Linked DNA regions of Mus musculus: region 1 is linked to region 2. A link is a loop called in an ENCODE intact Hi-C map of the cell type or tissue named here. Cell type or tissue: left cerebral cortex. All regions are shown on one strand. Each heading gives the region's core, and the rest is flanking DNA. Links, peaks and the distances in the headings are about the cores only. Region 1 overlaps Gm40007 (a long non-coding RNA gene). Region 2 has its middle 9.6 kb from the start of Gm14273.

Region 1 (2,915 bases), core at 274-2,773, 51 kb after region 2:
TTTTGTCCTTTGTGTTTTCTGAGACAGGGTCTGCTTTTCTTATTACCATGACAAAGTGCCTGGTGAAAATTAGTTGGGGTGGGCTTGTGCTTTGAGGGGACACAGTCCATCAGCACAGGGAAGTCAGGGAGGCAGGAAGACGAGGCAGTTCCCCCATAGTCCATTCGCAGTTGGAGTGTGGGGTGGGGCCAGGGGACACAACGTGATGTACACTGACACATCGCTCATTTTCTTCTTTTGTATTCAGACTGGAGTCTCAGCCCAAGGAATGGTGCTGCCCCAGTTCAGGGTGGATTTTCCTATTCCATTTAACCTAATATGGAAAATTCCTCATATACCAGCCTTTCGGCTTATCTCCTTGGTGATTGTAGAATCTTTCAAATTGACAATATTAACCACTGAAGGGTTGAACTTCAGTCCATGCCGGCATGGAACTCACTAGGTAGCCGAGGCTAGCCTTGGATGACAGTGATCCTCCTGCCTCCTTTCTTCAAGTGCTGGGATTACAGGCATGAACCACCTTACCCAGCTCAGAGTTTGTTTTCTAAGATGAACAGGGTCCTCTTGTCTTACTAATGTGCCATGGTGGAAACTGCTCGGACTTCCAGCTCAGCCCTGTGCATCCTTCGGGTATGTGGACCTGACTAACTGCCTTCCTGAGCCCCAGACTCAGTATCAATACAGCAAGGACGGTTTCCGTGTTGTTGAGAAGACTAAAGAAATGGAGAAAGCTGCACCGTCCATCCAAGTGTCCTGAGATGGTGCCACACATGTCTGCAACAGACACAGTTCCCAGTGGGAAGCACTAGTCCCTGCCACTGTGGGACTTACATGTATGTAGAACTGCTGGCTTGGGTGCTGTCTTCATCATGTCTCTTGTTGTGCATGAAGTGCCTGACAAAACAGCGTAAGGAAGGAAGGGTTTATTCTAGTTCACCCTTGCAAGGGCTACAGTCTGTCCTGGCACAGAGGTCTCTGTGGATAGAGTTGTGAGACAGCTGGTGACACTGTACCTGGAATGGGGGTGAGGGTGTGGAATGCTGGTACCAGCTCACTTCCTCCCCTTTATTCAGTCCAGGGTCTCAGTCCATGAAATGATGCCACAAGGACAGTAGAACTCTCTACCTCAATTAGCCCAATCTTGACAGTCCCCTGCAGGTGTGCCCAGGAGTTTTCCTTCGACATGATTGTGTATCCTATCAGTTTGACAGTCTGTACTAACCACTGCAGTTTTCCTTTCCTTCCTTCCACGTCCTATCTTGTCCTCCAACTCCTCCTGTCCATCTCCCACTCTCTCCTGCCTATTCTTGGCATGACACACATTCTCCTTCTAACTCAACTGTATTGATTTCCTGGGGGACAAAGTCCTACAATCTGGTTGCTCAAAGCAACACAGCGCAGGAGGCAGAAATCTGAAATTGAGGTTCTGGCCTCTGGTGTGGTCATCGGTGCTTGGCTCGCCACGGTGCTGCTTCAACCTGTGCCCTCTGTCTGTCTGTCTGGCCTCTTTCTGAGAGACACTGTGTCCCTCTGTCTGGCTGGCCTCTTTCCGAGGATCACCTTGTCCATGTCTCCCCCGACTGTGTTCCACCAAGGACGTTTCTTATAAGGAGTGGATTCCTTTTGAGCATATAAACATAATTACATCTTTAAAGACGCTGACAGATACAGAACGTTCTGGGTGGACATGAAGGTTTGAGGGTGGGTTGGGCTGCTGTATCATTAACTGAGCCACTTAAATAGAGCCAAGGTGCTTCTGGCCTCAGGGACTGGGCTGGGTGTCATGGCCTGAGTTCATGTGTACTGAGTGTAACCTGAGGACATGACTGTTTCTTTGTAAAAGTGATAATTCTGCTTCCTCTTTCAGGCCCATCAAGGCTGCCAGAAGATGAAGGCCATTTATCCCACACCTCCACAGCACAAACCACATAGAATGACTGTCATAGAATGACTGTGTTATCTCCTAATGTACACGCTGAAGGACGCATACCTGCACGGGAGAACCTGCTGACTCAGCTCAGTCTCCTTGACTAAGCACCTTGGGGTTTAACTGAAGTGGAGCCCCGCGTTCTTTATTTAAACCCAGCTCTTGGGTTGTAGACCATGGAATGCGTGCAGTTCCATTCTACGGTTTTTACAGAGATGAAGCCAAGAGCCAGAGGTTGACTTCTTTGTATAATCTATCCTTCCTTCCTTCCTTCCTTCCTTCCTTCCTTCCTTCCTTCCTTCCTTCCTTCCTTCCTTCCTCCTCCTTTCCTTCCTTCCTTCCTTCCTTCCTTCCTTCCTTCCTTCCTTCCTTCCTTCCTTCCTCCCTCCCTCCCTCCCTCCCTCCCTGCCTCCTCCCTCCTTTCCTTCCTTCCCTCCTTCCCTCCCTCCTTCCCTCCTTCCCTCCTTCCCTCTCTCCCTCCCTCCCTTCCTTCCTCCCTTACCCCTTCCTCCTTCTTCCCTCTCTTCCCTCCTCATTCCTTTTTAGTCATATTATAGCTTGTGCCCTCCCCCAGCCTTGAGCCAGCTGAATCAGACCTTGTTTTTTGCCGCATTGGGCCAGCTCTCCTAGGGCTTCCGACCTAAGTAAAGTTTGCTGTCTGTCAGCTTCCTGCAAGAAGCTCCTACCTGCTGAGCAGCCTGAGCTTGTTGTCCCAGGGAGATTCTGACAAACCATGAGATCCTGGCGTGGTGAGGGATGCCCCCCCTTAAAGTTCAGACTCAAAAAGTAAAACATTGGGCCTTGATCAGAAACTCATCTTGGTCTCCTTCTTTTCTCACCGTCCGTCCCATACAGCCCCAGCTTTCCTTTCAGGAACCCAGTTCATGTAGCCACTGGCAGCTACAATATCTATTTAGCAAAACAGATCATCAGGGACTTCTATGCCCTCCTCAGCTACCGGCCAGGTCTATAGTCCTAGATGTGAGTG
Region 2 (2,915 bases), core at 208-2,707:
GCATAAACACATGCACACTTACATACACACATACAAACAGACACAACACACATGCACACACAGACATAACACACATACAGAGCACACACACACACAATCCAGATAAACACACATGCACACGCACATATGCATACCACATGCATAATCACACACACTCACAAACATGTACACACACATACACACACAAGCATGTGCACACATGCACACACACAGGGTGGGGGAGAGAGAGAGTTCCATGCTTCTCTCTTAAAGTTCTTTTTTTTTAAAGTATGCATATGGATGTTTTGTCTGCATTGTGTCTATGGACCACGTGTGTGCCTGGTACCTCAGTTTGAAACTACCACGTGATGTTCCAGGAAGACGGCTTGGTTAAAGCATGTAGTCCATCACACGGTAGTTTCTTCAGCTTCAATTTCAGGGCCTTCCCCCGGCCCCATGGGTGTCTGAAGCCAGAATTGTCTTGTGGAGACCTGCTGGGTCCTCTTTCCTTCTCTATTTCTCCAGAAACAGAGTTTATCAGTTTTATACAGGACAGGACGGCAAACAGAGCACATTGGTGATATATTTCCTTGTTCCAGCTAAACATTCTTGCAACTCTGAGAATGTGCCATTAAGGGTTAGACTCTGTCGTACCATGATGCTAAATTCTCCATCAATTTGACTGGGTTTAGACTCGCTAGTGGACAGCTCTGTGTGGCTCCACGAGGAAGTTTTCAGAGATACTTCATGGAGGAACCCATCTTGAATGTGGTACTATTCCATAAGCTGGGGTCACACACTGAATAAAACAAAAATCAAAATGGAAGCGGGCTGAGCCCCAGCATTCACCTCTGTCTGCTTCCTGACTGTGGATGTCACGTGACCAGCTGCCTCACGTGTCACATGTGATACCATGTGTCACCCTTGTGGTGGTTTGAATAGGTATCCCTCCCCCCCTCCCCACTAATGTGTTTGAATTCTTGGCACATAGGGAGTGGCACTATTAGGAGGTGTGGCCTTGTTGGAGTGGGTGTGGTTTTGTTGGAGAACTGTGTCACTGGGGGGACAGGCCTTGAGGTCTCAGGAGCTCAAGGCGAGACTCAGTGGCTCACAGTTGCTTCCTGCTGCCTGCCAATGCAGATGTAGAACTCTCAGCTCCTTCTTAGCACCATGTCCGCTTATATGATGATGTGCTCCTATCACGACAATAATGGACTGAAACTGTAAGCCAGCCCCATGTCAATGTTTCCCTTTATAGGAGTTGTCATGGTCATGGTGTCCCTTCACAGCAATAGAACCCCTAACTAAGACACACCTCAAACCGTGAACTCAAACCAATCCTTTGTTGCTTTAGTTGCTTTTGTCAGGAACTTTGCCACAGCAATGAGAGAAAGTAGCTAAGTTTCTTAGTGAGGGTTTTATGGCTGTGAACAGATACCATGACCAAGGCAACTCTTATGACGACAACATTTAACTGGGGCTGGCTTACAGGTTCAGAGGTTCAGTCCATTATCATCAAGATGGGAACATGGCAGCATCCAGGCAGGCCTGGTGCAGGAGGAGCTGAGAGTTCTGCATCTTCATCTGAAGGCTGCTAGGAGAAGACTGGCTTCCAGGCAGCTAGGATGAGGGTTCCACACCCACAGGACACATCTACTCCAACTGGGCCAGAGGCCAGACCTTCTAATAGTGCCAGTCCCTGGGCTGAGCATATATACAAACTAACACATATCACACTAACACAGAGAACTTTGAAGTCTTCAAGGAGTGAGAGGTAGAGGAGAAGATGACCTTGACCCTGTACTGGGCGTGTGTGGTTGGAACATCTGGGGATAAGGTATTAAAGAAGTTATACTGGCTTCTAGCAAGTACAGGGCAGGAATACCAGGGACCTCCTACAATGTCCAGGAAGACTTTTCTCACAACAAGAGGTGATATAACCCAGTGTCAGCTGGGCTCTGTCGCTTTTGACTTGCTGATCTCATGTCAGAAGCAGTTGCTCATGTCCTTACAGTAAAAAAAAAAAACTTTGAAATTAAAATATAAGTGCATCATTTTTCTCTCCTTTCCTCCTTCCAACTCTTCCCATGTTAACTACCAATGCCCCAAACTCATCAAACAAACAAAGGAATAAATAAATATTAAATTCACACACATGCATGCACACACAGAGACACATAGACACGTGTACGCACACATGCACATATGCACACGCTTGAGTTCAGCTTGACTTCTCCACTCATACTCAGTTCAGGATCTCCTACTTAGGGAATGGTGTCGCCCACAGTGAACTGAGTCTTCCTACATCAATTAATTAAAGTGATCCCCTACAGACACTCACAGAAGCCAACTCAGTGTAGACAATCGTTCAGTAATTCTCTCCCAAGATGATGCTAGGTTGTGTTAAATTGACAATCAAAGCTCACCATCACAAGTGACTTTATTTTTTTCTGACTAATTTTCATCTGAAGTCTATGTTATCAAATATCAGAATTACTATGCCAACTTGTCTTTGGATTCTATTTGTTTTATGTACTATTTTCTAGGCTTTGATTCTCAGTCTGTGGTGTTTTTACTATGGAAGCATATTTCTGGAAATGACAAATGGTTGTATACTGGTTATTAAATAAAATCTCTCCCTCTCCCCCCCCCGTGTGTGCATGTTCATGTGTTTGTTCATGTGTATACAGGTGTGTATGAATGTGTATATGTGTATTCAGATACCCTACCATTAATTTATACTCTCTGTTCTTAGGAGAGAGTAGTTTAATAATGAAAGCTGACTTTGCACAGGTAGGAAGGACAGACTCTGACAGAGAGACAGCTATCTGATTTAGGATGCTGCCATTTGGAATAAACTTTGTGTATTGAAGCATGCATTATAAGCACACGTGAGTACTAGCGCCTTCTGGGGCCAGAGGTGGACAGATTCCTGG

The links. Hi-C counts contacts between places; a loop is a spot of excess contacts. Peaks named below come from ENCODE experiments on the same cell type or tissue, not always from the same donor. Only the 100,000 strongest peaks of a DNase experiment are listed, where the experiment ranks them.
Region 1: a loop joins it to region 2, with 1.9 times the contacts of the local background. A loop is called at or near these places in 2 of 42 quality-filtered maps.

Annotation. Positions count from the first base shown.
Region 1 is chr2:172,262,427-172,265,341 of GRCm38, reverse strand. It overlaps Gm40007 (a long non-coding RNA gene), which reads left to right. Exons shown (of 3, transcript XR_867058.1): 2 at 609-833; 3 at 1,868-2,213. Among named protein-coding and RNA genes, the nearest start is that of Gm40007, 12 kb to the left of the region's middle. In left cerebral cortex, for the core only: no CTCF peak of the experiment used is centred there; a DNase peak (open chromatin) is centred at 1,345.
Region 2 is chr2:172,313,231-172,316,145 of GRCm38, reverse strand. No RefSeq gene overlaps it. Among named protein-coding and RNA genes, the nearest start is that of Gm14273, 9.6 kb to the left of the region's middle. In left cerebral cortex, for the core only: no CTCF peak of the experiment used is centred there; no DNase peak of the experiment used is centred there.